Regions from separate parts of the Mus musculus genome. Here region 1 is linked to region 2. The links are chromatin loops, found by intact Hi-C in ENCODE. Cell type or tissue: left cerebral cortex. All regions are shown on one strand. Each heading gives the region's core, and the rest is flanking DNA. Links, peaks and the distances in the headings are about the cores only. Region 1 has its middle 12 kb from the start of Gm35999. Region 2 has its middle 14 kb from the start of Rassf6.

Region 1 (13,049 bases), core at 2,065-10,064, 250 kb after region 2:
ATCTCCAAGAAACCTATGAGTGTCCTAAGTCCATATCCATAGATCCAATCATGAATGCACATGTATGGATAACCAAAACGACATGCCCCTGCCAAGAATTATTGCTGCCATGTGATTGTTCACCAAGAGAAGTATCTTAGATGGTATACGGAGCAGTGATTTCAAAATTACAATGATAAATGTGCTCAAAGAACTCAGGGCATATGAGTAAATGCTGGAACGGAGTCTGTGGAAATACAAAGTAACCAGTTAAATGAAATAATGAAAATGATTCAAGCTATAAAATGGAATTTAATAAGGAGAATCCATGAAGAGAAATAAAATAAGACCTGAAGTAAAAAATTCAAACAGAAAATTTAGAGGAAAGAATAAAACCTCAACCAGGAGTTGGGTCAAGTGGAGAGAGATTATAAGGGCTTAAAGACAATTTAGAAGAATTGGATCACTCAAAAAATATATCAAATCAGAAAAATCAGTAATGGAACACACGGGAATTCTGGGACACTATTAAAAAAAGACCATAACTACAAATAATAGGTATAGAAGGAAAATAATAGGTATCTAGGTTAAAGGAACATTAAATGCTTTCAACAAAGTAATAGGAGAAAACTTTCCTAGCCTAAGAAGAGAAATGCCTATTAAGGCCCAAGAGGCATACAGAACATAAAACACACAGGACCAGAAAAGAAACACTCTATAGCCTGCCTATAATAGCAAAAAAAAAACCCAAAACAAAACAATAACAACAACAAAAAACCTTGATATACAAAACAAAGGATACTGGAAAGGGCAAGAGAGAAATATCAAGTTAAATTCAAAGGCAGACCCATGACAAGAGCAGATTTTTCCATGGAGACTATGAAAGCCAGAAAATGTTGGACCAAGGTTCTGTAAGCCATGAAGGACTACAAAAGGCCAGCCCAGACTACCATAACTATAAAAACTATCAATTAAAATTGAAGGAGAACAAAAAAATTTCCATAAAAACAAATTTCAGAAATTTGTGACTACCAAATCCCCTGCAGAGGATACTGGAAGGACTTTAGACTGAAGAGAAGGTAAAAATGCCTTCAATACCAAAAGGAACAAACATTCCCAGAACACTGAATCAAGCACCATAAAAGTGACAAAATGTCAGTAGTTGATATGATTTTTTTTTTCAGTAACAACTCTTAATATCAATGGTCTTAACTCACCAATGAAGAGCCACAGACTGGCAGATTGGATAATGAAATGGGATTCGTTTTCTTTCTGCTTCCAAGAAAAATACCTCACCACCAATGGTAAATGACATCACCTTAGCATAAAGCGATAGAAAAGGTTATTCCAAGGAAATAGAACCAAGAGGCAATTGAGGGGTAACTATTCTAACATTCAACAAAGGAGACTTTAAATCAAAGCTAACCAAAAGAGATAGAGAAGGACTCTCTAAGCTTGTTAAAAGCATCATGCAGTGATGGGATGTCACAACCCTAAGTGTATACTCATCAAACACAGGGAACCCATTTTCATAAAAGAGACACCATTTCCAGAGTTGCCTCCAGTTGTGTTTTCTTTATTGTTTCTACTTCCACTTTTAGGTCTTGGACAGCTTTTTTCAATTCCTTCACCTGTTCAATTGTGTTTTCCTGTATTTCTCTAAGGGATTTATTTGTTTCCTCTCTAAGGGCTTCTACCTGTTTACCTGTGTTTTCCTGTATTTTTTTTCCAGTGAATTGATTTTAGATCAGCTTCCTGCTTTTCAGGAAGTGTTAGTGTATCCAGGACTTGCTCTGGTGGAAGAACTGGGTTCTGATGATGCCCGTGTGTGCTGGCTTCTGTTGCTTATGGTCTTGCATTTGCCTCTCACCATCTGGTTATTCCTGGTGCTTGCTGGTCTGGGTGTCTCTATCTGGAGCCTGCCTTTTATGTTCCTGGGTTGTTTCAGGTCTCCTGGTAGGAGTATACAAAGTTGGGTAGGTAGGGAAGGGGAGTTGGATCTGGAAATATTTGGAGAAGTGAGTATAATCAAAACACCTTCTTGAAAAACTAATAAAAATATCAATGGATCAAGTAAAGCAGATTGTTCTCCCTAATAAGAGCGGGCTTCATACCAGAGAAAATCCCAGATCGGACTAAAGACTGCCCCTCTATTCTATAAGAAGAAATAATGGCTGAGACATCAATTTTATCTTACATTTGGACTCAAACTGAATGAGCAAATCTCAAATCCGGAGCTCATGTCCTTCGGCCTAGAGTGACATCCTTGGCTCTCCTGTGTCTCTAGTTAGCTAGCTACTTACTGATCATGAGTCTTGTCAGCCTCTATAATAACATGATCCAATTACTTATCATTAATCTCTTTTTGTAATTTGTGCATTCTGGTGATCTGTTCTCTGGGTTCCATTGCCTCACATAGGCATCACCCAACATTTGGGGTGTGGTTTTGTAATGCTAGGTGTGGACTAAGGATCTATGGTAATCTAGCAGCTCCCAGAAGGCCCTGCTGTTGCTTTCCATCAGCAGAGGAAGCAAAGCTCAGAGACGCAAGGCTCTTGCCCAAGGCCTCACAAGTGGGAAAGGTATCACTAAAAGATTTTCAGTTGAATCAACAATCAGGGTCATACTGGAGAACAGAAACACTGAGGAAGCACATTTTTTTTTCTTTTCTTTTTTTAAACTGGAAACCGAAGACCACCTACCTAGCTTAGGGTAGCCCAATAGGTTTTCTTATTCATTTAAAAAGATGAGTAATTGACAAAGCCATTTCTTTGGCAAAGCCAGAGGATATTTGCAGCATGTCAGCCTAAATATAGTCAAACAATTTTTAATTTCATGTGAAACTCTTCTTTTATCTCCACAAACTGCGCTGTTTCTCTCTCTCTCTCTCTCTCTCTCTCTCTCTCTCTCTCTCTCTCTCTCTCTCTCTCAGTCTTAACACACATACACACAACATTCATACACTTTATTCTTTCTGCTTATGAAAACATTTTTAATTCATGAAAGGAATTAAAATTTATTTGTCCACATCTCTTTAGTGGACAGATTGCAGATCTTGTAGATTGAATGGAACCAAACCAGGGTTAAAAAATTATCTAAGACTGTCTCACAGTTGTATGGTTATGTGCACTTGAGAGGTGACATGGTGTTAGACTATCTAAGGTCTGGTGCCACGAGATTTAACAAGGGGAGCCAAGTACCTCTGGGCCTACAAGCTATACACAAATGCACTTGTATTTACAGAATTGGAATGCTTACAGACTAAAGTTCCTGAACATGTATGGAAACAATAGATACCATCTGTTAGGTGCCCATATAGAGTATTTTAATGTGATACGATCAAACCTTACATATCTGCTTCTAGAAGTTGTCAACATAAGCTTCTAGAAGGTGACATCTTGTTGAGCCAGAGAAGAGGACTGGGAATCATGCATGACTATAAAAGATTATAACATGCCCATCTGAACAATTACAGAATCAAGAGAAAGGAGACAGTTCAGGAATTGTATACACTTCAGGACTGAATGGAGGCTGAAAGTTTTCTGAAGAAAAAGCAGAATCTTACTGGGGAGACCAAAAAACACCATTTAGACATAAAATTACCACCATATAACATTGTTTTGAGTGTACAATTGACTGAGTTACAAAGGCAAATATGAAGATGACTAATAGTGTACAATAAATCATAATTCAGGCACTGGTTCTCACTGTACCTCACTACTGTGCCGCACTGCCTTCTAAGAAAAGCCACCTATGTCTCCATGCCTTTCTATTGAGGGAGCCTCAGACATGTTCATAGACTATATCTTTGAAACTAAAAGTCCTGTTTTTAATGTTGCACTAGTCTCTACGGTGCTCACTGGGACAAGACTGCCACCTCGTGTTATCTCCGGCTGTTCACAGTCCTAGCTTGCTCTTGTGCTAAAAGTGAACATTTGTTGGGAATGCTTTGCCAGCTGTAACAGAAAAGAATCCCTGAACCTTCTGTCAATGCAGTGTGAGTATTAATTCCTGGGGTTAGCAGGTTTGCTGTGGTGTGCTGGAAGGTATTGGGTCTTTTGAATTCCTGCTAGTGTTGTTATGGATAGATGAACGATAGATAGATAGATAGATAGATAGATAGATAGATAGATAGATAGATAGATAGATAGATAGATAGATAGATGCATACATACATACATACATACATACATACATACATACATCAACTAGAATTGAAATCGAGGAGTTGATGTGGTTAAACATAAACCTCTCCTAATCTTTACTGTAGATGTTCGTGTTTAATAGCAAGTTCTTTAAAAGGCTCCCAGATTTTTTTGAAAGTACATTCCTTGATGTCTGCAAAAGAGGCTGCAAGCCTTTGCAGGCAGACCAACTATTTAAACTATTTCTGAAGCATGGTGAAGAAAGCGATTTCTTTACATTCCTAGAGAGGGCTATACTGGGATACTTCCTGCCTCCTGCTTCCCTGAGCCTCTGCAGGCCATTTTTGTTTTTGTTTTTGTTTCTTTCCACCTTCTTCTGTCTTCATTTCCCCCATCACATATGTTAGGCGGAAAACAAAACAAAACAACAACGAAGAAAGGCCTCCAAAGACATGACTATTTTCATCAAAATAGAAGACAATCTGTCATACTACATATCTAAAAATGCCCCTGGACACTCATAATGAGTTTATAATGCAAACTGACATGTCTGCCCGCCAGTTCCCCTACCCCCAAAGGATACATTTTTTAAACTTTGTGCTAGGTAAAACAGCCATTCACAAAGACCAGATGCATGACTCCATTCATCATTTTTAAGAATGGGAAGAAGAGGGGAAACATTTAGCAGCTGGAGAAAATAAGGTGACTAAGAGTTAGACGTGGGGTTCCTGTGGGGATAATAAAATGTTCCAAAATTGTAGTGATGAGAGCATATGAATATGTCAAAAAGCTCTTGAATTGGACATTTAAATGGTGAATTGTGTGGTGTGTAATTCTAGCTCAGTAAAACCCAGGTTCTGGGCCCAGCACCAAAGTTGTGGCTCACAACCTCAGTGATCCCCATGCCAGGGTATCTGACAGCCACTTCTGGCTTCTATGGGCACCAAGTATGAGGCCCGTGTACGTACATACAGGTAAAACACTCATACATTCCGAGTATAATAAAATAAGTCTTTAAAAGATGTAAAGGGGAAAACTGCAAGTCTTGTGTAGGTGCCCTTTAGAAATGTACTTAAGACATTTTTTTGTTTCAAAAGAATAAACATAAGAAGGAAAGTCCTATAATGGCTGCTTTGAAGATGTTAAAGATGCGGGTTCAGGGGAAAGAGCCACTGTGGCAGACAAGAAGACGTATTGGTACATATCTGATATCCTTGTACCATAAATAAAATATTGATTCACTTAGACACTTTTCAGCTTCTTTAACCAGCCTTAAAATAACAATGGCCAATAGACCGGAAACCACTTTAATTCTGTGCATACTCTATTCCTGAAGTAATCACTGTAAATCAGAAATTGACGAGAAGCCTTGCCACGTAGGATTCACCTGTAATATCTTAAAAGTGAAAACGTGGGGGAGGGGAGGTCCCAGGTAAGAGGTCAGAGGAGACGTGGTCTCTGTGAGAGCTGACCAAGAGTCAGAATAAGGAAAGAATAGACTTTATTCCTAAGAAAGAAACAGCAGAAGAGTTCCAGATTTCAGAATCCCGCAAAGGAAGTGAAAACACACACACACACACACACACAGCTATCAAAAAAAGGCTATCCAGAGAGTCAAGCCTAGGGTGGCGTCAGTTGTGTAGCTCGCAGGCAGAAGAAGGAGAGAAAAGCTACTTCAAGGTAAGGCAGACAGCGGCAGGCAGTCCCACCCTCACTGAGGACAAGCCGCCACCCTCACAGGACTCAAATTCAGCTGCGGGTTTTGGTGAGTCTGTGAATCTTCCAGGAAACCGTTCCAAGAAAGGAATTCCAATTTTGGGAGGCTGTATGGTGTGGCTAGATGACAACGCCTGGACGTCATCCTGAAGGAGAAACTATTTTTAAAATTCGAGTACTCGGGCAGTGGCGGGCAGAGAGGGTAGGCGCTGAAATCAGGAAACATACAGGTTGGGGAACTGCAAATTTGTTTTTTCCGGTTACAGACAAGGGAACACCACAGAGATGCAGCTGTGGAGAGTAAGAAAGATGGAGACTGATAAGCTAAAGCCACCACCTGTCATTTACTGCTTTTGAGTCCGAGGATGACTAAGTTCCAGGAGCATCCCTCTGGCACTCTGGTGACTACAATTGGGAGACTGAGAAAGTATGAAGGCAGGCCTGATGCCTGTACTGATCCCAGTGCTATGGTTGCTTCTCACACAGCCAACACAGTGGGAGACACCCTAGCTAAAAGCATTAGTCACCGCGGGGGTATGTTCTTGGGAAAGTAAGACTTTCCCATAGAATTGCAAAGGTAAGGGCGTAAGGGAGACTCCTAAAGCCAAAGACTGCCCTGGCTCAGCAATAGCAAAGAGACTGAAAGACAAGTGTCCGAATTCACCTGATACCTACCCCATTCCCGTAACTGATAGTCTTCGATTTTTGAGGATCCAGAAAGAAACTGTTAACATTTCTTTTGCACCGTATAATTCCTTTTATCTTTTCCTTTTCTACAGATTTAGCAACATTTTTACTTCATTGTAATTTTATTATTTACTCTCCTTCACGTCCACCAGATTTTTTAAAAAGATTTATTTATTTTATTTATGAGTACACTGTCGTTGTCTTCAGATACACATACCAGAAGAGGGCATCAGAAAACCCATTACAGATGGTTGTGAGCTACCATGTGGTTGCTGGGAATTGAACTCAGGACCTCTGGAAGAGCAGTCAGTGCTCTTAACCGCTGAGCCATCTCTCCAGCCCTCTACCTAATTTTTTTTTAATACATTCTTTTCCATCTGGAACTGGAGTAACAAGTCGTTGTGAGCTGGCACGTGGGTGCTTGGTATCAACTAAAAAACAAAAACAACAAAATACTTCAGCTCCAGGCCTGGAAAGATGGCTCAGCAGCTAGAGCACCTATGTTGATACCTTTTTATATGTTTGTGATACTGTGTCTTAGAGTTTCTATTATTGCAATGAAACATCAGGACCAAAGAGCGAGTTGGGGAGGAAAGGGTTTATTTGGCTTAAGTTTCCACATCACTGTTCATCACTAAAGGAAGTCAGAACAGGAAGTTAAGCTAGGAATCTGGAGGCAAGAACTTATGCAGAGGCCATGGACAGTGCTGTTTACTGGCTTGCTCCCCATGGCTTGCTCTTCCGGCTTTCAGCCCAGAGATAACACTACCCACAATGGGATGGGCCTTCCCCCATCAATACTAATTAAGAAAGAGACTTACAGCTGGATCTTAGGAAGGCATTTTCTCAACTGAGGCTCCCTCCTTGCAGATAACTCTAGTTTGTGTATCAAGTTGACATAAGATTAGAAAAAAAAAAAGAAAAAAGATTAGCCAGCACATACAGATTAGTTATACTTAATGTTTCATAGCCCAAAAAATGTCTTTTTTTTTCTGAGACAAGGTTTCTCTTTGTAGCAAGCTAGCTTCAAACTCATTACCTTCCTACACCCAGTTTACACTGACTTTGAATTAGAAGTTATTGTTTTAAATTTTGAAATATAAATTGATATTCAAATATTGATGTATATACACACACGCATATATACATACATACATATGTATGTATGTATGTATATATATATATATATATATATATATATATATAAATTATTTTCCCTAGCTTATGATACAATAATAAAAAGCCTGTTTCCTGTTCTCTCTGGGGGCCAGGAAGGAGGTTATAACAGCAAACACGTTACTTTAAGGTGGATACTATGTCTGTGTTTTTGCTTTTCCATGCGGAAAGAAACAGTATCTTTGGGGAACTCTGCTACTGTTGCAGAGTCATAAAGGTAAAGGCCCTGCCTGTCCGTGTTTCCAATAGGAATGAGTCAGCTTACTTCTGCTCACACTCCATTGTCCAAAGCAAATCACCTAGGGACACCACTGAACTTGGAAGCACAGCTGTCCCTGAAGGAAGGGCTTGATGGGTTGCGTGGCTTCATGAGCCATATATTCATACTCCATAAGCACGGCATACACATTTTAATTTCTTTTCCACCCATTTGTTGATAATTGTCTATTGGAGAACATCTGGGTTAATGTATTGCCAATCTGAATTTCAACCACTGGCTAATATTTAAGCATGTACAAGGGATAAAAATAAAGTGACAGAGTAGTTGGTGAGACCCAAGGAATCTCCTGAAATATGTAATCATGATAGCCCTAGGGAGACCTGAGGCTTGACTTTCAGGATAACTCAAAGTAGACCTGGATAAATTGATTTTTTTCCTCCTTTTCTTTCTGAAGCTTTGCTTCTTTAATGATCCTATTCGAGCTACAGCTTAGTTCCCAGAACTTCTGAGGATGCTGCACAACACTGGGGAGCCTGCCCTCTCCTAACTCTGGAATATTATTAGAATGATATCCCACGTATATCATTAGAACAATCTCTCAACACTTCTTGTTATTTTTTTGCCAAATTATGAGTGGATCATCTCATTGTCCAGTCCCAATACTTTCTCCCCACATGGCTACTTATTATTTTCTGGCAGGGTTACCTTCAGCAGATGTGGTAGCTTGAAAGAAAATGGCCCCCGTAGGCTTCTAGGGAGGCACAGTGGAGAATTGTTAATGCACTATGAGCTCCTGCTGTGTGCACCAGGCTCACGAAGCCATAAATATGAATGAAATCCTATCATTCACAACAACATGTATAGGATTTAATTGTAGATCATCATGTTAAAGCAGACACAGAAAGAGAAAGGACATATACATTAACTTACTCCATGAAACTAATAAGTTAACCTTATAGAATAGGATAGGATAGTGGTCACTACGGGTTAGGAAGGAAGGCACAAAGAAAGATAAAGCCAGTGTAGCAACCAAACACAGAGGTGACAAAATAAAATGCAGTGTATTTCAAAAGGGTTTCAAGGGTTGAGGATATGGCTCCATTGAGTAATGATGCTGGCAACCAAGTCTGAGAACCTGTGTTAAATCCCCAAGATCTACATGGTGGAAAGAAAGCTCTGGCTCCCACGAGTTTTGGGTTGTTTTTTTTTTTTCCTGACTTCCACTTGTGTGCAGGTACACACACACACACAAAACTGTAATAAGAAATTTTTAAATTTTGTAGCAAGAAATTCTGGATTTTCCAACATATAATAATTAATAGTTAAAGAGCTGGATCTATTTAGTGCCCCGATTTGGTTATATACATCATAAATGAGTCTAATAGCTGTAATGCATCCATAATGATGTGCACATTCTGTTGCAATTTGCAAATAAAATCCGAATGCGCTTTAGATTAAATTTAATCAAATGGCAAATAATTTAAAAGGATTGATTTTCAGATTTTGCAGGACAGTCAGAAAAGAAAGCATGAAGAGACAAGAAGAGAGAGGCCGCGGAGAGAGGTCTAAGGAGAACACAAATCTCAGAACCTCTGCATCTCCAACCTAGAAACACAGTGCGGACTGAGATATTTTGTAAGGTAACTGCCTTGATCACTTAGGATCATAAAGTCTTTGCTGTTATTTCTATTTTGTAGGGTTTTTCTTTTTCTTAAGCCAAGAATGTTTCCTAGAAACGCAATCATGATGCCAAAGTGAATAGATAGGTTTTAATTTTTTTTTGTTGTTTCCAAATGAGAATAAGGTACCTATTACTTTATTTCATAGTGTAGTACATGGAAATAAGATACCACAATATCTAGAGTTTATTGTCTTTAAAAGATTAACTTACAGGAATAATAGAAGTTTTAAACTTCTTAAAATGAGCAATAAGAGTGACCCTGAGAGTTTCAACAAGAAAAAAGTAAAGCATTGTATACTAAAGTCTGTGCATAGACTCAGAAGGGATCATCAGGGAAATTAAAAGCTATCACTGCATTTAAGGGGCATTTAAGGAACAAGGGAAAAGATGAGACATGTCAAGTATACCAATTAAAAAGAGGACAGAGAGCCCAGCTAAGTTACCAGGAAACTGCATCCAGAAAAATAATAACAAGAAAATTATAACAAATCTGAAAGCTGGTCACTAGAGAAGGTTGATAAGATGATCAAGAGGGAAAAAGAGAAAAAGAAGTCATAAAAACAAGCAATATTGCTCTGGGCTCTAGCTCTAAGTGTGTGTGTATATGCATGTGTGTATGAATATGTGTGTGTGTGTGTGTGTGTGTGTGTGTGTGTGTGTACATAAATATGTGTAGGACATGGACACAGCAAGAAAATCTTAGAGGGAGGAAGGACTAGAGGGAGTAATACAGATCAAGAAAGGAGGCAGAAAGGGGTTGGGGGTGGGGTGGCAGAAAAGCAAACAAGAGAGGAATGAAGGAGGATAGTATAGGATGAATAATATCAAAATATAATGATGTATTTTTAAAATGTTACAAGGAAACCAATTTCTTTATATGCTAATCAAAATTTAATTAAAAGAAAATAATACAGGCAAGCATAACAACACATGCCTTTAATGCCAGCATTTGGGTAGCAGATGCAGGCAGATCTCTTGTAAGTTCCAGGTCAGCCAAGGCTACAGGGTGAGATACTGTCTCAAAACAATGACAAAACAATAGAAATTATAAATAGCTACGTAGAACATACTAGCAGTATTGAAAATGAAAAGGGGGAACCAGATATGAATAAAGAGAAAATTCTTTGTTGCTGTTGTTGGGTTTTTGGTTTGGGTTTTGGTACTGAAAGATGAGGATTCTCTGTGTTGCCCTGGCTATCCTAGAACTTGCTCTGTAGACCAGGCTGCCTTAAAATCAGGGATCTGCCTGCCTCTGCCTCCCAAGTGATGAGATTAAAGGTATATGCCACTGCATCTAGTAGAAAACTCTTACAATAACAAAACAGTAGTTTACTTTCTCCCCACATGGCTACTTACTATTTTCTGGCAGGGTTACCTTCAGCAGATGTGGTAGCTTAAAAGAAAATGGCCCCCGTAGGCTTCTAGGGAGGCACAGCGGAGAATTGTTAATGCACTGTGAGCTCCTGCTGTGTGCACCAGACCACACTCATGTTTTCACATATTATAATTTCAAAATTTTAATACATAGAATGTATTTGTGGTTCCAAACTCAAATGCTTCAAGTGTATACTGAAAAAAGTCTCTTCCCACTAATTCCCAAAATTGCCTAATGTCTCTCCAGCCTTGTTATTTACCTGTGACTATTTCCTCAAACATATATTTCCAAGCTAATAAAAACAGGACTTATCTTACACCTTTTGTCACACATGGGGGAAATTAACTGGTACATTTAAAGAAATCACCCCCCCCAAAAAAATTGCAGACATGCTTCATAAAAGCTCTGAGAAGCTGTGCTCAGTCCAACCATAGAGTACACATGGAAGGACTTGTGGCTCTAGCTGCATATGTAGCTGAGGATGGCCTAGTGGGTCATCAATGGGAGGAGAGGCCCTTGGTCCTGTGAAGGTCCCCAGTGTAGGGGAATGCCAGGACCAGCAAGCAGGAGGGGCTGGGTTGGTGAGCAGGGGGAGGGAGGAGGGGATAGGGGGTTTTCAGAAGGGAAACCAGGAAAGGGGATAACATTTGAAATGTAAATACAGAAAATATCTAAAAAAACAAAAACAAAAAACAACTCCAAAAAGTATAATTCTCTTTTTTTGTTTGTTTGTTTTTGTTTTTTGAGACAGCGTTTCTCTCTGTAGCCCTGGCTGTCCTAGTACTCACTCTGTAGTCCAGGCTAGCCTCAAACTCAAAATCCACCTGCCTCTGCCTCCCAAGTGCTGGGATTAAAGGCGTGTGTCACCACTGCCCAGCCATAATTCTCTTTTACAGATGCTTTGGTTATAGGAAATGAGGAAGGATTTTCCATAGCTCCCAAAGAAGACGGGCTCATTCAGCACTTGTCCCCCGCGCTGTACAGTGGACGGTCATTTAAAATACTGTACTTCCCAGAATCCTCCAGCTGTCACTTGGAATCTACTGTTTAATGTTACTCCTGAAACTCTGATTTGGAAGCGGACCATAGGAAAGAGGACAAGGGGATGAGCACCCACCCTGTTGCAGTTAAGTGTGACAAACTCCTTCATTTCCTAAGCTGGGAGCTGAGGAAAAGTGAGCTGACAGCTTCCCTCCCAGTGAGCAGAAGGTATAGGTCCCGAACCTGTCCATCAGTGAAGGCTCCCTATCTGATTGGCTGAGATCATGTGCTGCTATGGCAACTTCCTGGTCATGGTGGAAGCACAAGTACCATAATTTTCAAATGTTTCATTGTAGCACCCGCTGTCTCATCTTTGGTGACCCAGTTCTGCAATACGGATTTGGTCATAGTTCCTGGAAACTTAAGGGAAAAAATGTCCTTTTTCAGCCCTTAGAATTCTAAGTAAGCCATTTACCAACTGTCGAGAGGAGTTTAGATAAATGTAACTTCTTCAGAGCCATGTTTAGCATATGTGAGCCTGGGTTCTATCCCAACACCATGTGCACATAAAAAGAATCCTACAGGAAGGAGCGGGGCATAATAAAGCATACTGTAACTTCAGTACTTGGGATTATGGGGGCAGAAAAGCAGGAAATCGGGATATCTATGCTACAGAGCATGTTCACAACCAACCAGGGATATATACACTGTCATGGGGTTTCCATTGCTCTGAAGAGACACAATGACCAAGGTGACTCTTACAAAGGAAAACCACTTAATTGGGGCTGGCTTACAGTTTCAGAGGTTTAGTCCATCATCATTACGGTGGGAAGCATGAAGGCATCCAGGCAGAAAAGATGCTTGAGAAGGTCTGAGAGTTCTCTATCTTGATCTACAGGCAGCAGAAGGTGACTGTGTGTCACACTAGGGCTAGTTTGAGCATAGGAGACCTCAAAGCCTGCCACCACGGTGTGTTACTCCTTATGGACCAAGCATTCAAACACATGAGTCTATGGAGACCAAAGTTATTCAAACAATCACACAGTGATTCCGTTAAAAAAACAAACAAACAAACAAACAAAAACATCA
Region 2 (13,049 bases), core at 2,939-10,938:
ATATAAGATATAAGATAAGATATAAAGACTCAGGAAATCCTGTGTAGTGTGACTCAGTCTTCCATGCTGGCCTTGCTTACCAAGGATGGCAGAATTTGGCTCCCTAGATGTTGGAGTGACACATCCCCCAGAGATAACTATCGTAAGGACCCCCTTTAGGCATGTTTCCTTTTGTGTCCACCAATCCTTCTGCTCACTCCAAGATGCTGGGCTCAAGTCTTCTCACTAGTAGGAAGCCTACAAGTATCAAGTGTCCTTCCATGGGACAGAAAGATGGCTCTGTGGATAAACCCTTTGCCCCACAAATGTGTGGACTGGAGTGCAGGTGCACGTCTTCAGCACCAAGGCAAGTGTAGGTTTCATGTGGTGGCATGCCTGTACTCCAAGGAGACAGAGACATTCCATCTTCTAGCTAGACAAACAAGCAAAATCGGTCTGCTCTGGGTTTAGGAAGAGACCCCATCCCAAGATATAAAGTGAAGAGCAACTGATGGAGACATCTGACGTCACCCTCTGGCTTTTACATGCATGTACATACACCACATGTGAGTTCACATTCCTGCAAGCACATGCCGGAGCATGCACAGCTCAGCTCAGCAGATAAAGGTGGCTGCCACAGAGCCTGATGACCTGAGTTGGAGCTCTGGGACCCATATGGTGAAAGGAGAGAGCTGGCTGGCTCTTCCGAGTTGTTCTTAGACCTCTACAGGTACAGCACATGAGCACACCCCTTCACAGCACACACACAAATATTTAAAAGAAAATATAAGTATTATAGACAAACAGAAACTGGATTATCATATACTTCATGAACAATTCTATTATAATATCACTTATCATGAGAACGAATTTACATATTTGAATATGTATTAGCTATATATTTAGGGAAGAGGAAGGTTGCCAAGTACTTACCAAAACTCTTGCTACCGTGTTTACTGTCTGAAGTATATTGGAAATTAAGAACAGATTTTGTTTAACTTAATAAAGTTAACCTGGAAGAAATAGATTATTTTAAACGACAATTTCCCTTGGTACTTATTTGAGGGAAAAAATTGTTTTGTTCTCCAATTAGTTTATTTGTATCAAGTTGAAATCAATAGTAGACTTGCAGTCAAGGATCTCTGAAGGATCATACCTGAGATTGGATACATAGTGTGCATAAAGAGCAATTAAGAGCATCCCGGGGGAGGGGCCGGTTGTTGAAGCTGGAGTGCTCAGGAGGAGCACGGGAGAGGGACGGGGGGGGGGGGGGGGGGGGGGTAGAGGAAGCTAAGAAAGCAGGATTGCTCCGGATTGGATGTTGTCAGGACGGTGCACTGGTGTTCACAGATCTCTCAATTCTTATCTGAACCAAGGAAGATGAAAGTTTAATGAAACATGTCATCAGAGTCACGGATGAGCAGCCACACTGCCTAATCAGGATGGAGGTGGGCTGTTCATCTCTGTAGCTGAGCACGCACACTTCGCGGGTTCAGACTCGGCTGCGGGTCCTTCCTTGGTCATGATCCATCCTGGTTCTGTCTGATACGAGTGTTTTATGAAACTGTCTGTTTCAGAAGAGAACATGAGCAGCAGCTATCTCTTTCTCAAAATCACATCTTTAAGTGTCCAAACACAGAAAGCAAATGTATTCACTAGGCAAAGATAAGGTCCCCAAAGCCTTAATAGGTATTTAGAAATTAAGGAGTAAGTAAGGAATTGATTTTTACCAAGTCAACAGAGGTTTTCGGTATGCAAGTTGATAAAGTTTCCCAATTTCTTCATTTAAATTTGGATAAAATTTTAGAGGTTTTAAAAATAAGATAACCATTTTTCCCTGCTTTTTAAAAAGCTTACAAATATCTTTCCGGCATATTGGTAGATACCTGTGATCTCAGCACTCAGAAAGCAGAGGCTAAGAAGATTCCTGTAAGTTCAGAGCCAGCCGAAGCTACATAAGGAGACTCTGTCTTAACAAACTAACAATACATTCCCTAATTTTTTTTTCATATATGGAATCAGAAATGTTCACAGAGTTTGGGTACGTGGGTGCATGCGTTCTGGATTATGCCTCAGCCAATCCGCATGGCCCTTTCTAAAAGCGAGCACAGAGGCTGAGCAAAGCGCCTACGCCCGCGCTCCCACGGCATGTAAGATGTGGAGCAGCTGCAATTCCGAGTCGTCCTTGGACATACAGGCAACACGAGGAGCTTGAGGCCAGCCTGAGCTACACGAGATCTTCCTATCTCAAAACAAAACAAAGCATAAGGTCAATTAAATCACTGCTCAGACAATAGCTGGCAGGTCTGGAAGCCGAGTGCCAGAGGTTGGTACTGCTGTACCAGCTGTGCATTGAATGTGACTCTGGCGGCCCAACTCCCAGGGTGCACTGCTCTCTGCTCACATCCCTGCTAAGGTCCGCCTCACTCAGGGAGAGTGGCCCTCACCAGGTTCTAGGACTCTTCCTCCCCAGAGGAAACTTAGGACAGAAGAATAAATAAGAAGAACCCCACCACCACCACAGAAGCTCAAAGGATGGCAGTCAGTATCTCTGTCCTTCGGTGGCATCTGCGGATGTCCCTTCTCTGTGGCTGGCACCTCTGATTCTCTAAGAGGCTTTTCTGGTATTGTGAACCAAAAGGCTGGGCCATAATTTCTGCAGCTGTCTATTCACCCAAACCAGGCAACAGAGCACCAAGAGGCACCAAAATGCATCGTATGAGTTGGGTCTTCTGGCATGGAATCCCAAGTAACATTATGTCCAGCCCAAAGATACACTGGGCATGAGGGAATCTGCACATGGCCGTGAAACCTATCCAGGAGTCACCAGCCTGATAGATATTAGAAAACCCCACTACCACTTAGAGGTAATACTGAGAATTCAGAGCCATTATCAGGTATATAGACACCTTGAAACCTGGCCCTTCATATGAAGCAGTGCCCACATCCAGATGAGTGCACAAATTCAACAGACAAAGGATGATGCATTAATGAGCCTGGTTAAAACTGGCCTGAAGGACACATGTGAAATTGGTGCTTTCTCTCCCACCAACTCTGGACTCTTCATGGTTAGAAATTAGTTCTAGGAGCTGGAAAGATGGTTCAGCAGTTAAGAGCACTGACTGTTCTTCCAGAGGTCCTGAGTTCAATTCCCAGCAACCACCTGGTGGCTCACAATCATCTGTAATGGGATCCGATGCCCCCTTCTGGTGTGTCTGAAAAGAATGAAGGTGTATTTGCATACATAAAATAAGTTAATAATCTCCCCATGGCCCAGCCAGCAAGAACAAGTCACCGTCATGAGCCAGACCATCTGACGTCAGAGGAAGCAGAGATACAGGGTGTTCAGTAGGGAATGTGTGTGTTGGCACAGCTGGACTAAATCCATACAATTCAATCCCGACCCGTGGAGCACTCGTGTCTTGACACACCCAACGTGCCTAATAGTTCTTGCTCGAGTGACTTAGAGTGTAGTCACTGACAAAGCAGATCAATGTGACAATCATGGACATCAGTTTAGGTTATAGTACCCCAGGAGGCAGAGGAGACTCTTGAAAAAGTCATGATTGTATATAAATTGCTCAATCCATTTGAGAGGGAATTCTTCTTTGACGAGACTGGGAATGAGCGCTCTCACCAGATCAGTAGTTCCATATGGGTGAATTAAGGTCAGGCTTATTCGCTCTAGCAAGCGCAGTGATTATAATGGGCAAAATTATCCCCTGGTTGCATTTGTAAAATGCAACCATCCGCCAGTCTCATTTGCTTGCTTCAGGAGCCAAGCCATGAAATATAAGCAGTACCATTTTCTTGATCTATGAGACTGGTGCTAATTGTCACTGCCTATCCGTCAGGATACTGTGTGCTTCTGTACAGTGATTGAGCCTAGATAGGTAGCTGGCGAGGATGGTGTATATGCATCCACTGATAGCCTCCACTAGCACAGCTGTTACTCCATGCCAGAAAATGCATCTGCGACAGCCCTCAAGTACACGTATTCCAGTTATAAATCTGGAAACAAAGAAATGACTTCCAGGAGGGTCAGTCCGTGGGTTCACCAAACCAGGAAAAGTACTAAGACTTCCCATGGGATGCGCTCATCTGGCAAGGATCTCGGTCCCCCACTGGTGTGTTCTCAGCATTCCCGACTCCCTTTATAAACGTCAGAGAAGCTGAAGGGTAATTCACACATGACAAAAATCATCAAAACTGTGAGTGCCATTTGACAATATTTGACAAATAGTCACTAGAAATGCAGTTTGTGCCATTCATTCCCAGAGTTCTCTGGTGCTCCAGTCGACCCGTCCCCCTCCCCATCCTGAGCCTCTAGGAAGCATTTTTCTAATTCCCGTTGCTCCAGTTTTATGAATATAAGGATTCTTTGTGATTGAAATCTCGAATCATCAGTTGTCCCCGGTCTGGCTCCTTGAGCACAGAGTGACATTTTTGAAATGCATTCATGTTGACGCGTGAATGAATCGTCTCATAGAGCTCCTCGGTGTTCCGCCAGACCACACAGCTTACTCGGGTCTTCAGAGATGTCTGTGTGTTTGAATTGTTTCCATCTGGGCTCATTTACTGTGAATGAAGCTGCTGTGCGTGTTTTTTGCTAAAGTGCGTAAACAAGTTTGCATTTCCCTTTTTACAAGAAGAAAACTCAGCAGATTGGAATCTGAAATCCTCCTAGACTGGAAGCTCCTTGGACCCTTGAGGCCAAAGAGCTCCTATTTCATTCATTCACTCACTCCTTTGTGTTTGTTTGTTTGTTTGTTTGCTTGCTTGCTTTTTGACAGGATTTCTCTGTGAACCCCTGGATGTCCTGGAACTCACCACAAAGACCAGGCTGGACACAAACTCACGGAGATCCACCTGCCTCTGCCTCTTGAGTGAAGTGGTGGAATTAAAGGCCACTACTGCCTAGCCTAGAGCTACTCTTTCTGAGCCCCCTACAAAGGTCATATTGGGGTAACTAGGTATGTGGTTTGTTCTGTATGGCTTTTGTTTATACTATGGGGTAGTATAATCATTACCACTTCCCCTTTACTGTCAACAGTGTGGAGGAAGATGGAGCCATGGGAGGCTTTATAACTTCATAGGAGTTTGGAAGAGCCTCTTCTGCATGGCTGTAGCTTGAGAAGCCCTGATGTGTTATTTCTCTTGCCCCAAACAAGCTCTCTCCTACCATCCTCTTCTCTTTTTCTTCCTTCTTGTTATCATGGGGCAGTCAGCCATCTTGGTCTCTGAGTCTTGGGGGTGTTGCCAAGCCTGGACACCCCGTATCTAGAAGCTCTACATACCTAACACCTCTCTGCCTTGCTGTCAGGGAACCCTCCAGGGTGCCCTCAGGGAAGGAGCTGAAGCAGCTGTTCAGGGGCTCCGGGATTCACTGACCTTCCTGTTCCAGTGTAGACAGATGTCCTCTCTCATCTCTCAACACACCCGAAGCTCTGCTCTCTTTTTCTCCCCCTCCCACCTGATTCTTCTCAATACATTTATCTTTAGAGAAGCAGAAATCAGAATGACTGTACCTCTAATGACTTCTTCTTTCTAGATTTCCTGGGACAAAGGAGCACAAGAAATAGGAACCAATGAAGGGGAAGTCCAAAGAGGAGCTAAGTATCTCGATAAATTACACCATTGTCTTCGTACCTGGGAGACAACTTATCATGGTCATTTCAGAACTGCTGTCGGTGAAGACTAGAAGGGGGAGAGTGGGGTGAGGGGAGTTTGACAGAGGGAAAGAGGAATGGTGAATCATTGGCTAAATTCTCGGGGTGAAGCTGCAATGGTGAAGGCTCCTTCGAACAGTCATAAAATCCCGAAGGCTGGTAGATTCGAATCAAACTTAATGCCAACCTATGACCTTTGACCTCCACTTAACTCTTCTCATTTCCTAAAATAGCAACCGTGCCCCTGAACAGTGAAGGAGCCATGGCGGCAAGATGGCACCACCTCTGAGGGGACTGAGTTTTCTGTTTCCACTGAACTTGACGTGTCCTGGGTTTCTTTGTATAATACTTCCCTTCTGCATTGGTCCTTACACCCCTGCGTCAGCTTCCCCAGTCTCCCGTGTACAGGGCGTGTACCAACCTGATCACTGGCCCCTCCTTTACGTGTCAAGACAAAAGTGTGCATTGAGACCTTTCTGGGGACCGGCCACACTGATCCCACAGGGGGCTGTAGGTTTGTACTCCCTCCCCCAGCCCCTGCCCCAGCAATGGATAGTGTTCCCCTCTCCCTACCTCCTCAGCAGCATAAGCAGCCATTTGTTTTACTGATCTTGGCCATTGTGACTAAGGTAAGATGAAGTCTCAGAGTAGTTTTAGTTTGTATTTCCCTGCTACCTCAGGCTGTGGGACATTTCTTCACTTGTTTCTTCAACATTTATGTTTCATCGTTTGGGAAATCTCTGTTTAGTTGTATACTGCATGGTTAACTGGGTCGTTTGTTTTTGTGATCATGGGGATATATATATATATATATGTGTGTGTGTGTGTGTGTGTGTGTGTGTGTGTATACACGTATATACATATATATATACATATATGTGTGTGTATATGTATATGTGTGTATACACGTATATACATATATATACACGTATATGTGTGTGTGTGTGTATGTATATGTGTGTGTGTGTGTGTGTGTGTGTGGTGCTGGGGTTGGGTGTATACATATATATATCCTAGTACTAATCCTCTATCAGACGTGTAGTTGGTAATGGTTTTTTCCCATTTTAGAGTCTGCCGCTGTGCTCAAATGATGTTGTGCTTTGCAGCCTCGTGAGGTCCTATTTATTAGCTGTTAGTCTTAGTGTGCTCTCCATGTCCTGTGCAGAAATTCCTTTCCTGTGCCAATGAGTTCAACCTGTTTCCCACTTTCTTATAAAAGAGATTTGAGGGATCTGATCTTAAGTTGAGGTCCTTGATCCACTTGGAGTTGAGTTTTGTATAGGGTGATAGATATGGATCTATCTTCATCTTCTACATGGGGATATCCAGTCTGAAAAGCACCATTTGTTGAAGTTCCTGTCTTCTATCCAGTGTGTATCTTTGGCTTCTTTGTCAAAACCCAGATGGAATTATTTCTTCATTTCAGTTTCACCGAAACATGTGTCTGCTTTTCTGCTAACCCTATGCTGCTTTTTCCCCTATAGCTCTGCAGGAATCTCTGCTTGAATCTGTGCTGGCCAGAGCTCCAGTTCTTTTTCTACGTGGCATTTCTTTTTTAGATATCCTGAAATTTCTGTGTTTCCATATGACGTTAAAAATTGCATTTTCTTTTTATTTTTTCTCAATTTCTGTAAAGAATGGGGCTGGAATTTTGATAGGTGTTACAATGGGTCTGTAGATTGCTTTTGATGGGATGATCATTTTTGCAATATTAATACTACAGATCTCCAAACGTGAGGGACCTCTTCACCTTCTGGTATCGTCCTCAATTTTCTCAATATCTTAAAGCTTTTAGTACACAAATCTTCACCACCAGTCGTGTGAACAGTATTAACTGTGTCACCACAGCCTCGTGTGGGTCTCTTAGCCCAGCACCTCAGCTGTGCTATAGAACTGTTAGCTTGACTGAGTTCCTTTCCTGTCTAAGAGGGCACAGTTCTCAGGCAGTCAAAATGCCCAGGGAGCCTGCAAAAGAAGGGAGAAAAGAAATTTGGGTTGCCACTAGAGGGAGCTACAGTCTACGCCCTAAAATGTGACTGCCTGAGGCTGAGGCATCATATGGTATAAACTTATGTGGTAATGCTTGAATTTCATTAGAAAAAATATTTTTATTAGCTATTCTAATATGTCTATATATTTAATAATAATGCCTACAATTAAATGTATCAATTAAATAGTCAATACATGCTGTAATACATCAATAAAAGAAATGGCAGAGCATGCTGAAATAACAAGAGATGAAATTGGAGCAAAACCAAGCCTAAGCCACTCCAAGCAGAACCCAGGCTCGTTTTCAGTGACAGCATGTCACAGTTATAAGGTCACAGTGACCTGTCCATCTTGTCTCCTCAGAACCTAGAACCTTGCTTGCACGTAGTAGTCACCAAGGAGAATATCTGAAAGGATGAGACAGGATTCTTTTGCACATATGCTCTTATCTGGTTGAACAAGCAAATTCATCAACTATCCCTAATGTCAAACACCAGGAACTTTGATTACCCATAGCCCTTAGGGGTTTCCTGAATGAGCAACTTGAAAATCGGAATTCTGTGGTGCATCGGTGGGAACAGCACCTTCTTTTTTTTTTTAATTTATTTATTTTTAGTTATGTGTATATGTGTGCCTGCTTTTCTGCACATGCATCAAACACAGATACCCTGGAACTAGGGTTACAGATGGCTGTGGGCCACCAAGCTGCTCTTAGGAATGAGACCAAGGTCCTCTGGGAGAATAGCAAGTGCTATTAACAGCCAGGCTGGCCACCTCTCCAGCTATCAGCCCTGCATGTGTTGTAAGCGCCCTCGGTGTAGATCTAAGTCCCAGGAATACACATTCATCTCATGCCCGGCTCAGTCTTCTTCATTTTTGTCATATAGGAATTCCTAAATTAACAAAAATTCCTTCTTCCATGCAAATGTTGCATTGGTGTTACCACTGTGGAAGACTGAAGCTGCCGAAGCAAGGGCCTGGGATAGTGAGACCCTCTCCTTTCACACAGTTCCTCATGCTGTGGTGACCTCCCCCTAACCATAACATTATTTTTGTTGTTACTTCATAATGTTATTTTGATATTGTGTCATAATGTAAATGTGTTTTTTAAGAGGAGGAAGAGAAGGAATATGTTTGTGGGTATGTAGTTAGGTATGAGGAAAGGGGATGCCTCCGCTGGCCCATGCTGAGACATCCCTTCCCCCTGAGGGACCAGCCACATGATTGTATAATATAGAATAGAGTTTATTTGGGACATGGGGAGGGGAGCTAAGAGGGTAGTAGAGACAGAGAAAGGCAGAGACAGAGCAGAGAAATAGAGAGGTAGAGACTGGCCATGAGCACGTGGAGAGAGGGGGAAGAGGTGAGAGGACAGAGCAGTAGCAAGAAGGCAAGAGCAAGAGAGAGCAGAGGGGGCAAACAGCCCCTTTTATAGTGAGCCTGGCATACCTGGCTGTTGCCAGGCAACCGTGGGGCTCAGAGCTTAGACAAAATGCTAACAGTAAATATCTGTGGGTTTTGATCGTCTTAAGAGAGACCCTGTGGAAGGATCGTCCGACCTTCCCCAAAGAGGGACTCTTGTTGAGAGAACAGCTGGTAATCTTTAGGTTTGGCCAGTAGTAGGGTCCCTGGATTTGAGGACCAGCACCTGGACAAGGGGCCAGCAGTGAGGGTGAGGAGTGTTTTGTGTCAAGATATAGAAAAGAAGAGAGAGCATAAACAATCAGTCCCCATTCCAAATTCTAGTCCTATTCAGTGGGGACACCTGTGACTGTGTCAGCAACGTGAGCTCTCCAGTTCACTCTGGGCTTTCTGCTTCAGAAACTCTAGATGGAAGCCCGGTTCTCCATATTTTAGGACATCCTTGTCACACCGGCAACCTCTAAGTTTGAGAACCGTATGCAGTGCCCAAAGCCAGCTGAACCAGGAGAACTTGAAATTCCTGATCCTAAGTTCCTTTGTAGGTTACTGGTTGTACAGTCCCCATAAAGGTAGACCTCTCTTTCACAAATCAAGCAGGATCTTTGGCAAGAAGTCCCTCTTGGGAAATCCCAGAGACCATTAAACAGTTATTTAAATACTTTCTTGATTGCTTAGCAAGCTTCTTTTTCTGCTAAGAAAAAAAAAAAAAAACTCTAAGGAATTACAAGTTAGACATTGGAATTCTCCTGTGGCAGAATAGTAACTACTTAACTTGCTAAATGAGGGGCCTTTACTGGAAAGGGCTATTCATTATAACAGGGGTAGGGTCATGGGTTCACACACAGGACCAAACAGGGAGGGGCAAGTTATAGAAGCCGCCTCTTGCAGAAGGTTGGAGAATCATTCTGAGAATATATGGTGTGTGTTTCCTTTCTTGAAGCTGCTAGGGTTCCTCCATCACCCCTTCCCTTGCTGTACAGTAAAAGCTATAAATTCCAACCTGCCAACCTCCACCTATAAAACACCACCCCATGTTAGTAGTCAGGAACACGATAATGTAGAATTTCTGATTGTAACAACATGGCAGTGGAATGACGTGCAATATATCGAGTATATGCTGACTCTAAAGCCAATTCAAAACTTTCTGTGTAAGGCAAAGGTAAGTTTAAAATGTCCAATAGAAGCCATTTTTAAAGTAGGATTTCAAGCTTAGTTTTATATTGAAAATAAGCTTCAAATTTCCACAGTGCAAAAAGCAGCACTTTTCAAATTAAATTTTTAAAAATAAGGGGAAAAAAACACCTCATATTAAATAGCAACAGAAGCAACCACAAACCAAATAAAACTTCTTAATAAGTATAATGTAAAATCTGGATGTAGCTCTAGTATGGCTTCTGTATTATCAATAGGCAGCCCACCTTGATTGTTCTCTCAGTAAACTTCGATCTGACACGGTACCTGCCATGCCATTTAAAGTGTAACCCATAGCAAATTAAGAATTTTTTAAATGACAAACACCACGATCACCACACAGAAGTTTAGAGGACACCATGAGCCTACCTAACAGCAGCACCCTATTGGTTGCATAGTCTCAAAGGTATGGGAAATTCTTACCATACCTTTAAAATAACACAATTATCACTCAAATATGCACTTCTGTGCACAATGAGGAAAGTTGAGATTGATAGGAAATATTTTTATTATTCATGTAGCAAACTGGAGCTACAGGGAGCTGGGTTTGGGGTTTCATCTTTCCTTGGGTCAGTTTGGATGAAACTCGTGCAGGTTTGGCTTTGGAAAAATGGGTTCTCTTGAGATCAGGGCCTTTAAAGGATACCAGAACAGGCTGGTCTATTTCAAATCGTTACTTTCCTCTCCCCCCTTGAGCATGAGAGGACACGCGAGCGCGCGAGCGCGCGCGCGCGCGCGCGCACACACACACACACACACACACACACACACGTTTACTATAACAACATAGTGGAACCCTGGAGGCAAACTCACAAAAGTTTATGGGTTCCCTAGGACTGGCCCCTCCACTGGGTTTCACCCTCTGCCTTGTCCACACCAAGCCTTCAGAAGTTTATCAGTGGGGGCAGTTCTAGCCTTCCTCCCCCAGCACTGGCTCTCATGGTGGTTTTTGTCCATGTGATTCAACCCAGTTAAGTTGTGACACAGAGTCACAAATGGGGGAACAATGGTCTTCCTTGTAACCTCTCTTCTATCGGTGAGGTTGACTCTTCTGTTTGTTCAGCTACGTGTCGGTGATTGTGTGCCCAAAGGAAACAGTATGCAGAAACCAGAAGCCCAGGAACCAGTCTTGAGTTCTGGTCCAGGAAGGCTCAGCCGAGCACAGACTCCGGGATAGTGGCAGGGCGGTACCCAGGACACAGGCAACTGAACCTCCCAGCTCCGTGACCGTACTCCTTCAGCTCCCATGCTACAGTCTTCTTCACTCACCATAAGCTTTGCTCTCCCTGATGAGGTGCAGTAAATCGGCGTTCACACATGAAATCCAGAAAGAAGAGATGTTTCAAAGTCATCTTCCCCTTGCCCTTTTTATCTTACACACCACTATAAAACAGCAGGAGCCCGCTTTGAGGACACTGGAGAAAGTAAGATGGCGTTCTTCTTGTTGTTAGTTTGCCCTTAATAACTACAATACTTGAGAAGTTGCTGAATCCAAAGTCCTTTAATTGCATGCAACATCCAAAAAATATTCACATCCCGATAGCACCATGATAAAAAAAAAATAAAATAAATGTGTTGTGTGTGTGCATGAGTATGTGGGTAAGTAGCTGACTATTGTCATATTTTTTTTCCAGCTAACATACAAGTTCTCTGTGGGAGGACTGGTTTTGAGATGACTGGTTTTATCTTGACTTGACACAGTTGGAGTCATTTTGGGAGGAGGGAGTCTCAATTGAGAAAATGTATCCGAAAGCCTGTAGGGTATTTTCTTAATTAGCGATTGATGGGGAAGGGCTCAGCTCATGAGCAACAATAAAGCAGGCTGAACAAGCCAGAAGGAACAAGCCAGTAAGAAGGACTCTATGGCCTCGGCTGCAGTTTCTGTCTTCAGGTTCCTGTCCTGTTTGAGCTCCTGCCCTGACTTCCCTCGGTGATGGACTGTAAGTTGAAACTGTAGGTTGAAATAAACCCCCTCTTCCCCACCTTGCTTTTGAACACAAGGTTTCATCAGAGCGATAGAAACTCAGTGACACTCTGTGACCCACTGAAGGTGCCACAGGGCCTCAGACTGGAAAACGAAGACACTGAGATATCAGGCTAGAGATGGGATTTCTGTTGAGGAGATGTGTGGTTTGATCCCTGGGCCACTGGGTGCTCCCTGGAGTCCATTTAAAAGGCACCAGACAGGCGAGTCTATCTGGCTGAGCCACTCAATTCAACTCCACTGATGCAGCTGAGATTCCTCTACAGTAGCGTCCTTGTTCAGCCCTCTGTTTGCGGCAAAACGCGCAGAGCAGTAGGAACTTCTGCCTGCAGGATACAAACAAGCTAGGAGGAAGAAATGTCACATTTCCAGACATGTCTCCAGAGGACTTAGAACATCGAGTTTCTTTAACCTTTTCTTCCCCCACCGCACTGCACCTGACCTATGTACATTTTTCTCTGAACTTCGGTGTAACCGAGAACAACAAACCACGCCCCCTTTCCACACTAAACTGCAGGGCTCCTGGTCACTGGAGAGACTGTCTGCCGGTGTGTTTTTGAAGGGACAGTGTGTAGGGCACCTGGACCATGCCACCAGAGAAACTGGCATGCAACTAGCAAGGTAGAGCAAGTTCAAACCTGGGAACTCTCAGAACTTGAGACTGGCAGGAGTAGAGCTAGGTCCTTCCCAGTTTCCCTGCCTCAGGGCACGCACCCAAGTTGATTGCCAACCAGGTTGTCAAGGGCAGTCAGCCATGCAACCAGCACCTGGACCACCTCTCCATGATAATGAGGCATCTCAGTAACTTTAACCTT

What was found. A loop is a pair of places that touch in the nucleus more often than their neighbours do. Peaks named below come from ENCODE experiments on the same cell type or tissue, not always from the same donor. Only the 100,000 strongest peaks of a DNase experiment are listed, where the experiment ranks them.
Region 1: it touches region 2 in a loop (6-fold over the local background); 12 of 42 quality-filtered maps call a loop at or near these places.

Annotation. Positions count from the first base shown.
Region 1 is chr5:90,396,205-90,409,253 of GRCm38, reverse strand. No RefSeq gene overlaps it. Among named protein-coding and RNA genes, the nearest start is that of Gm35999, 12 kb to the left of the region's middle. In left cerebral cortex, for the core only: a CTCF peak has its summit at 3,862 (motif pointing left); DNase peaks (open chromatin) are centred at 3,863, 5,971 and 6,243; H3K4me3 peaks cover 299 bases.
Region 2 is chr5:90,647,512-90,660,560 of GRCm38, reverse strand. No RefSeq gene overlaps it. Among named protein-coding and RNA genes, the nearest start is that of Rassf6, 14 kb to the right of the region's middle. In left cerebral cortex, for the core only: a CTCF peak has its summit at 7,652 (motif pointing right); DNase peaks (open chromatin) are centred at 3,835 and 7,641.